Regions from separate parts of the Homo sapiens genome. Here all the other regions are linked to region 2. A link is a loop called in an ENCODE intact Hi-C map of the cell type or tissue named here. Cell type or tissue: mammary epithelial cell. All regions are shown on one strand.

Region 1 (2,500 bases), 74 kb before region 2:
TTTTTTTTACAAAATCATGGGCAGAAGCCACCACCTGGACCCAACACATGTTGGAATGGATGAGGGACAGAAATAGAGCTCAGTAAATTAAGAATGAAATCCAAGAGTGGGCAAGAGGTTTGAGAGGTCGACGGGTGTGAGAGGTGGATGGGTGAATGGTGAGAATGTTCAAAACATCTTCTTTCTCCATAATAAGGGAGCATTTAGGCCCCTGAGTCAGACAGTGTCCAGGACAGGGGGAGCAGGATGTTGTCAGCTCTCCTGGCCAAAAGTGAGACTCCAGCAGTGTCCAGTTACTTGGTCCATTTTGGGATTTATTAATATTTTAAAGATGATCCAACAGTATACAATTTTGAAAATATACAAAAATCCCTATGCTACCATTCATAGATAGCTAAGATGGCCCTAAGATGGTGAGAGAAGCAGAATGGGGTTTGGGTTTACATTGTATATTTTTTTCTCCCAATATCTACAGAATTCCCTACATCCCACTTTGTAATGTAACCCAGTGGGTGTCATTCCCATTCGCAGTTACAGACCTTTCCGGTTCATGGTTACAGACCCTTGGAAAACCCATACCATTTCTGCTGTGAGGTACAGGCAGCCATGTGGCATCATCTCTAAACATGCCTTCTGGGACATCAAATTGCTGATTAAGTAAAAGCCATTTCAATCGATATTGAAGACCTCAATTTTACCACTCTCACACTTGTAATTCTTCTACCAAGAGGTGATGGATTTTAGTGGTGATTTGCTTTTATAGATTAGTGTAGATTAATGCTTCTGCCACGGGCAATTTTTTCATTCGGAAAAGCATTTGGCAAAGTCTGGAGACACTGCTGGTTGTCAGAGCTGGGGGAGGGAGTCCTGCTGGCCTTGAGTGGGTAGAGTCCCCAGATAGTGCTGAACATTCTAGAGCTCACAGAGCCCCACCAGCATGACCACTACAATGTTCAATGCTGAGGAGGAGTGGAGAGCCCTGATATGCCTCCCCTAGCTTCTCTGGAGCTTTTTACCTTCTCCTTCCATCAGTCTCTACCACTTTCTCACCTCAGCTTGCTCCTTGAAGCTTAATGCCTTCCACTTGAACTTGCCCTTAGTTTAAGACCTGCTGTAATTTCTCAACTCCCCTGGCCCCTTTCTGATCCTTAGCAGGGTGTCCTCTAGAGGGCACCCTCACCTTTCCTGTAGCTTCCCAGGATCCAGATGCACCTGCCCTGTGTGGGCACCAGGGATACGGCCGTGTGCCTGTGTCCCTAAAGGTCCTGTCACTCACGACCTTCGTGTGAGAGCAACTGAGGTGATATTACCCTCCCCTACTTTTCTTGGAACATAAAAATTTGTGCAAACCTTGTAGAGTAAAATTTCTTAATGCATGTGAAAATTTAAAATATATATATTTTTGCCTCCCAAACTTTACTGGGAAAAATTTATCACGGTCACAGTCATAAAAAATGACACCTAATCAGAGTTATTCACTGTATTGTTTAACAGCAAAATATTGGGAACAACCTAGACTTTCACCAGCACAATGCTAATTAAACAGGTTACCTTATATCTATACAACAGAATATGATGCAGCTGCATAAAAAGTATGGAATCTTTCAGCTATGCATATGGAAACACCTCCATGTTCTGTTTTAATTATAGCATCTAAACATCACAGAATAAGATGAAGTTTTTGTACTAGATCTGACCTTAGAACATTATTTTTACTGTTTTTTTGTTTTGTTTTTTTTAAGAGAGAGGGTCTCACTCTCATACCGAGGCTGAAGTGCAGTGGCAAGATCATAATTGACTGCAGCCTCAACCTTGTGAGCTCAAGTGATCCTCCTGCCTCAGCCTCTTGAATAGCTGGAATCACAGGCACTTGCCACTATGCCTAGCTAATTTTTTGTGTTTGTTTCTGTAGAGATGGGGTTTCACCCAGGCTGGTGAAAACCCAGGCTGGTCTCAAACTTCTGGGCTCAAGTGATCTGCCCACTTTCACTCCCAAAATGCTGGAATTACAAGCAAGTGTCATCACACCTGATTCTGCCTTTTTTTTTTTTAATTGGACTGCAGTCTACTCACTCATCACTTTTCCCATCAGGTGATTTCTAATTTTCCTCTATTTCTCTACCATATGTCCATGCCAAAATCCAGATGTATTTGCTTTTGTCTAGAATTAATTTTTTTTGTTGTTGTTAAAGAGAAGCCTTAGAAATGGTCTCCTAGCTGATTTTCAGGATTCTAATCTTCACTGTCTAAGCCATAGGTTTCCAACTCTGGATACTGATTAGAGTCACTTGCAGGGCATTTAAAGCCTACCAATGCCTGTACCATCCCTCAAGTGTATCTGATTTCGCTGATGTGTGGTGTGGCCCAGGGATTGGTTGTTTAAAAATGCTTTCAAGGAAAAGGGTCATTTTGCAGTGGAGGAACTTTAGCCCAGTGATCAAAGTTAACATCCCCAGTAATCAGAGATAACGACATCTTAGGGCATTCTAAATATGATGGA
Region 2 (2,500 bases):
GTCACCCAGGAACCCCAAGGGAGATGGCTCGTTGAGACGCAAGAGGGTGTGCCTGGGACAGAGCAGGGGTTCAGAGCTGGAGAGATTCATCTTGACTTACTCCGTGGCCATGATGGGCTCAGCCCTCCATGTGCCGACATACCCAGGGGTCTGTCCTGAGGGTTTTGACCTGGCCAAGCTGCTGTGTGTAGAGGAGGAACAGGCAGTGGCCAGAGAGCCTGTCTGGAGGGACCTTGCTCACACCTGAGGGGGCGTGTGGGGGTGAGTTGTGTTCTGGGAGCAAAGAGCAATAACATCCCGCTTCTCCCTGCAAGCGCACAGGAGAGGTCTGCCTTCCCAAGGGACAGCTGGGGCAGGTGGCCACATCCCGGATGGTGCCTGTGTGTGACCATCACACGCACTCTGAGCACCCCGTGGTGCAGCGGGCAGGCAGGTCATAGGGTGCCTGGCTGATTCCCGGGGAGGCTGTGGGCCCTTAGGCAGCTGCTGTTCTGTGTCAGTGCTAGGCTTGGCCTGGGATGCCCCAGAGAACAGGATAGATGGGGCAGGGGCGGGCATTTAGGGAGCAGTGACAGAAAGAGTTGATGAGGATGGAGGGAGGCCACGAGGGGAAAGCGCCTAGTGTGGCGTCGCGTGCACCAGCGCTGCCCTGGGAGATGCCTTTAGCTGGGCCCAGGGAAGGAGCAGGTGTGTGGGGAGGAGCTCCCTGCAGAGGGAGTGGTGTTAGGTTGGCGGCCACCAGGTCAGGGTGGAGCTGGCAGAGTCCGTGTGGGGAGCATGGAGGGCGCTGAGGACTTGGGCCGAAGTGACCCTGGTGAGGGTGGACCCTGCTGGGCTGTGGGTTCCGCTGAGTGAGGTTGGCATCCCCTGGGAAGGCTCCAGGCTGGGAGGGACTCTGTCCCCCTCTGGTGGACAGGGAGGGAAGTGTGAACGGCAGCAATCCCAGGCCAGGCTGCATGTTTTATTCCACATGGATCTGCACACTTCACACGAGGTCACACATATGTTATGTTACAGCTCCTTCACCTTCCAGCCCCGTGAGTCCCAGTCTGTGTGGCTCTATGTTCACTGTTCTCCCTCTTTCACAATCAGATGTCCCAAACGCAGATTTTTGTCACCTTCTGTGAGTTTGTGTTTGTGTGCAGTAGGCGGCACTGTGTATACCCTGGGGGCAGTGATGTCTGGGGCTGAGCACTGCAATTGGGCTTGGAAGCAGAAGAGGGAGCAGCAGGGTGGGAAGATCAATGTCAGGGGGCAGGGACAAGTCATTTTCATTTTCTTACTCCCAGGGACCAGAACCCTGGATTCTGACTCCAGGGCACAGTACCACACCCTGCTGGTGTCCCTGGATGTCATGATGCTCATAGTGTCATGTTGTCTTGGCATTCATTTTTATAAGGTGTAAGTTTATTTGCCTCAAATCAGAGGCAGGGCTTGGTCACCATGGCAGTTTTCAATACTGTGTCTGGTTCAAGTGGCTCCAGTTGGTGTCCAGAGATAAAATCTTAGAGGCATCTCTGCTGCTTGGTGTGCTGGGTTTCCCTCTCTCCAGCTGCTTTCTTTAAACTGATAATTCTGACATTTGCCCTCACATTTAAAGTGACCACCTCTCAGTCACAGCGTGAGCTCCTGGTCCCAGTGTTTGCTGCTTGCTTTGAACACATCCATTAAAGCTCCCTGCTGGAAACCTGTCAGATAACACCCTGGACTTAATAAAGCCATTGGCTCACCGGTCTCTTCTCTCCTCCCTGTCTGGGCTCACTGACCTCTGTGTCTGTGGTCTCCAGGTTTGCCGAGTGCTTCCTAGTGTCTGTAAGTAGTAAAAATACTTACATTTTCACGTTGTGGTTGTATTATTGTAGCCTCACATGCCATCCAGGGCCTGACATTGAGGCTGCCTTATGGGACCTGTGCTGGTTGAGCCCCTGCTGGAGCTCTTGTTTTGGGGCGTCTGGTTCTCCTGGGGACAGGAGCTTCCAGCTAACTTGATTGAAAATCTGATGCCTTTCATTGAAACACTGGGTCAGATGATGTATTCATGGGCTTCGGCTGCCATAACAAACACCTTAGCCTGGGTGAATTAAATAATAGAAATCTATTTTTCACAGTTCTGTGAATAATGTGCTATTGTAACCACTTTAAAATGCTGAATCAAATGAAATTAACCACATACACAGTGTTAAATTACCATCACCACTATTTTTCCTAGAAAATTTTTATCATTTTAAACTGAAACTTTGTATCTTTTAAACAATAACTCCCTGTATGTTCCACCCTAGACCTTGATCTTCTCTACTCTGTCTCTATGAATTTGCCTGTTCTTGATGTTTCATATAAATGGAATTATACAATTATGTTATTTTGTTTCTGACATATTTCACTTAGCATAATGTTTCCAAAGTCCATGCATGTTCCAGCGGGTGTCAGAGCTTCATTCCTCTGTATGGCAGATTAACATTCTGTTGTATGTGTCACCATATTTATTTATTTATGTGTTGAT
Region 3 (2,500 bases), 160 kb before region 2:
AAACTAATGTTGAGTACTTTTTCTCAAAATAATGTGCAGAAGGAACAACCTTGGCCCACCTCATGTTGGGATGAATGAGGGACAGAAATAGAGGTCAGTAATTTAAAGATCAAATTCAAGAGTGGGCAACAGGTTTGAGATTGGAATGGGTGTGAGAGGTGGACGGATGAATGGTGAAGATGTTCAAAACACCTTCCTACCCCATATTGAGCCCCTGAGGTTGAGACAGTGTCCAGAGCAGGGGCAGCAGAATGCTGTGAGCTCACAGGGCTGGCATGAGACTTTAGCACAGTCTAGCTACTACGTCTATTTTGGGATGGATTCATATTTAAGGAATAATCTAACAGTATACAATTTTGAAAATATATAGAAATTCCTTTGCTATGAATTTCTTCTTCATAAGATATTTCTTCTTAATGAGAGAATTGATTTTTTTTTGAGATGGAGTCGCAATCTGTCACCCAGGCTGGAGTACAGTGGCATGATCTCGACTCATTGTAACCTCCACCTCCTGAGTTCAAGCGATTCTCCTGCCTCAGCCTCCTGAGTAGCTGGGATTATAGGCATACACCACCAAGCCAGGCTAATTTTTGTATTTTTAGTAAAGACAGGGTTTCACCATGGTGATCAGGCTGATCTCGAACTTCTGACCTCGTGATCCGCCTGCCTTGGCCTCTCAAAGTGCTGGGATTACAGGCATGAGTGAGGTGGACTGTAGACCCTTTCGATTTGTGGTTACAGACCCTTGGAAAAGCCTCACGCTTCCTGCTGTGAGGTACAGGTAGTCATGTGGCATCACCTCTAAACGTGTCTTCTCCTGAGACATCAAGTTTCTGATTAAGTCAAAATCATTTCAACAGATATTGAAGATGTCAGTTTTACTCTCACACTCACAATTCTTCTACCAAGAGATGAAAGATTTTACTGGTGACTTGTTTGTAGATATTAAGATAGATCAGTGATTTGGACGGGAAATTTTGCCCTCCAGGGGGCATCTGGCAATGTCCGGAGACATTGTTGGTTGTCAGAGCTGGGGGAGAGCCCACAAATGGTGCTGAACATCCTAGAGCTCACAGACAGCCCCACCAGCATGACCACCCCAAATGTCATTGCTGAGGAGTGGAGAGCCCTGCGGTGCCCTTCCTCAGCTTCCCTGGGGCTTCCTCTCACCTGCTTCTCCCATCTCTCCCGACCACTCCTTCACCTCAGTTCCATCGTTGCCCAACAGTCCTCTCCACCTGAACTTGCTCTTAGTCCAAGGCCAGCCCTGATCTCTCAACTCTCCTGGCTTCCTTTTGCTCCTTAGCAGGAGGTGCCCACTAGAGGGCGCACTCGCCCTTCCCGGCACTCAGGCTCTACCTTTCCTTTCTAAGACAAGCGTGGCTGGCACAATCCCAGCCCTCAACAGTCTTTAGGTTTGCTCACGGGGCAGCTCTTGGACAGGCATCAGGAACCCCAGGGAGGAGCCTGACTCTGGAGATTTTTGTGCATGGACTGGGGACCCGGAGCCACCCCAGGGCCCAAGTCACTGGGGAGGGGCTGGGTCCGTGCACGGGGCCGCACACTCAGGGTCCAGACACTCCTGCCCTGTGTGGGTGCTGGGGACATGGCCATGCGCCTGTGTCCCTAAAGCCTCTGTCACTCAGGATTTGTGCCTGAGGACCTTGGCTGGGCTGCTGTGTAAACTTCCAGATGGAGCCTTTCCCAGTGGGGCACGAGTCCTCCCAGAGATTTCAAGGAGGGCCTTCACCAGGAAGAATCAGGAGGAATGTGACAGCCACCAGGGTGTAGTTTCCCTCCAGGGCCTGAAAAGAGGCACCTCTCTTCATCATTTGCCCAGAGTATTTGTACTGTCTCCATCATGATGGAATGATGCCATTTTGCTTCTGTTCTGCTAATAATAATTTTGTTTCTAGCTAATCTGTTGATGTAGTAAAAACAATTGTTAACGTTGCTATGTTAAAGTGTGGCATTTTAACATGATGTTAAAACACTATGTTAAACCTTGCATTTCTGGGGAAGCAACTCAAGGTGGTAAATTCTGACTCATTTTGGTCGTACTTCATTTGTGGATTTTCCGTCTTTGTTTCTGAGTAGGGCCTGCAATTTTACTTTTTCATTGTTTCCTGGTTGGCCTTTGATAAGAAGGTTCTACTTCCACAAAAATGAGTTAATGAGTATTGTTTATTTTCTTTTTCTCTGGAAGTGTTGTGTAAGGTTGATAGGAGCTGGTCTTTGATTGTTTTGTAGATTTTAAAAATTTAAACTGAAGAGATTTTATACTTCTTGTTTGGTGAAGTAACATGGACATAGCATAATGTCTGCATGTTTGTGTGTGCCAATGACAGCCCTGTCCAGATCAAGACAGAGCACATTGTCTGCACCAAGCGACACTCCTGCGCCCCTCCCAGCCACTGCAAGCACCAGGTCACTGTCATTCTGATCTCTATCACCAGAGATGAGTTTTGCCTCTTGGGAACTTTATAGCTGTAGAATCAGG

The links. Peaks named below come from ENCODE experiments on the same cell type or tissue, not always from the same donor. Only the 100,000 strongest peaks of a DNase experiment are listed, where the experiment ranks them.
Region 1: a loop joins it to region 2, with 8 times the contacts of the local background. A loop is called at or near these places in 14 of 110 quality-filtered maps.
Region 3: a loop joins it to region 2, with 8 times the contacts of the local background. A loop is called at or near these places in 4 of 110 quality-filtered maps.

What each region holds. Positions count from the first base shown.
Region 1 is chr19:42,692,765-42,695,264 of GRCh38, forward strand. No RefSeq gene overlaps it. Among named protein-coding and RNA genes, the nearest start is that of PSG3, 46 kb to the right of the region's middle. In mammary epithelial cell, a CTCF peak has its summit at 1,171 (motif pointing right); no DNase peak of the experiment used is centred here.
Region 2 is chr19:42,766,538-42,769,037 of GRCh38, forward strand. No RefSeq gene overlaps it. Among named protein-coding and RNA genes, the nearest start is that of PSG8, 2.1 kb to the left of the region's middle. In mammary epithelial cell, CTCF peaks have their summits at 1,076 and 1,276; no DNase peak of the experiment used is centred here.
Region 3 is chr19:42,605,535-42,608,034 of GRCh38, forward strand. All of the region lies in intron 2 of LIPE-AS1 (LIPE antisense RNA 1), which reads left to right. Among named protein-coding and RNA genes, the nearest start is that of CEACAM8, 12 kb to the left of the region's middle. In mammary epithelial cell, a CTCF peak has its summit at 1,317 (motif pointing right); a DNase peak (open chromatin) is centred at 1,357.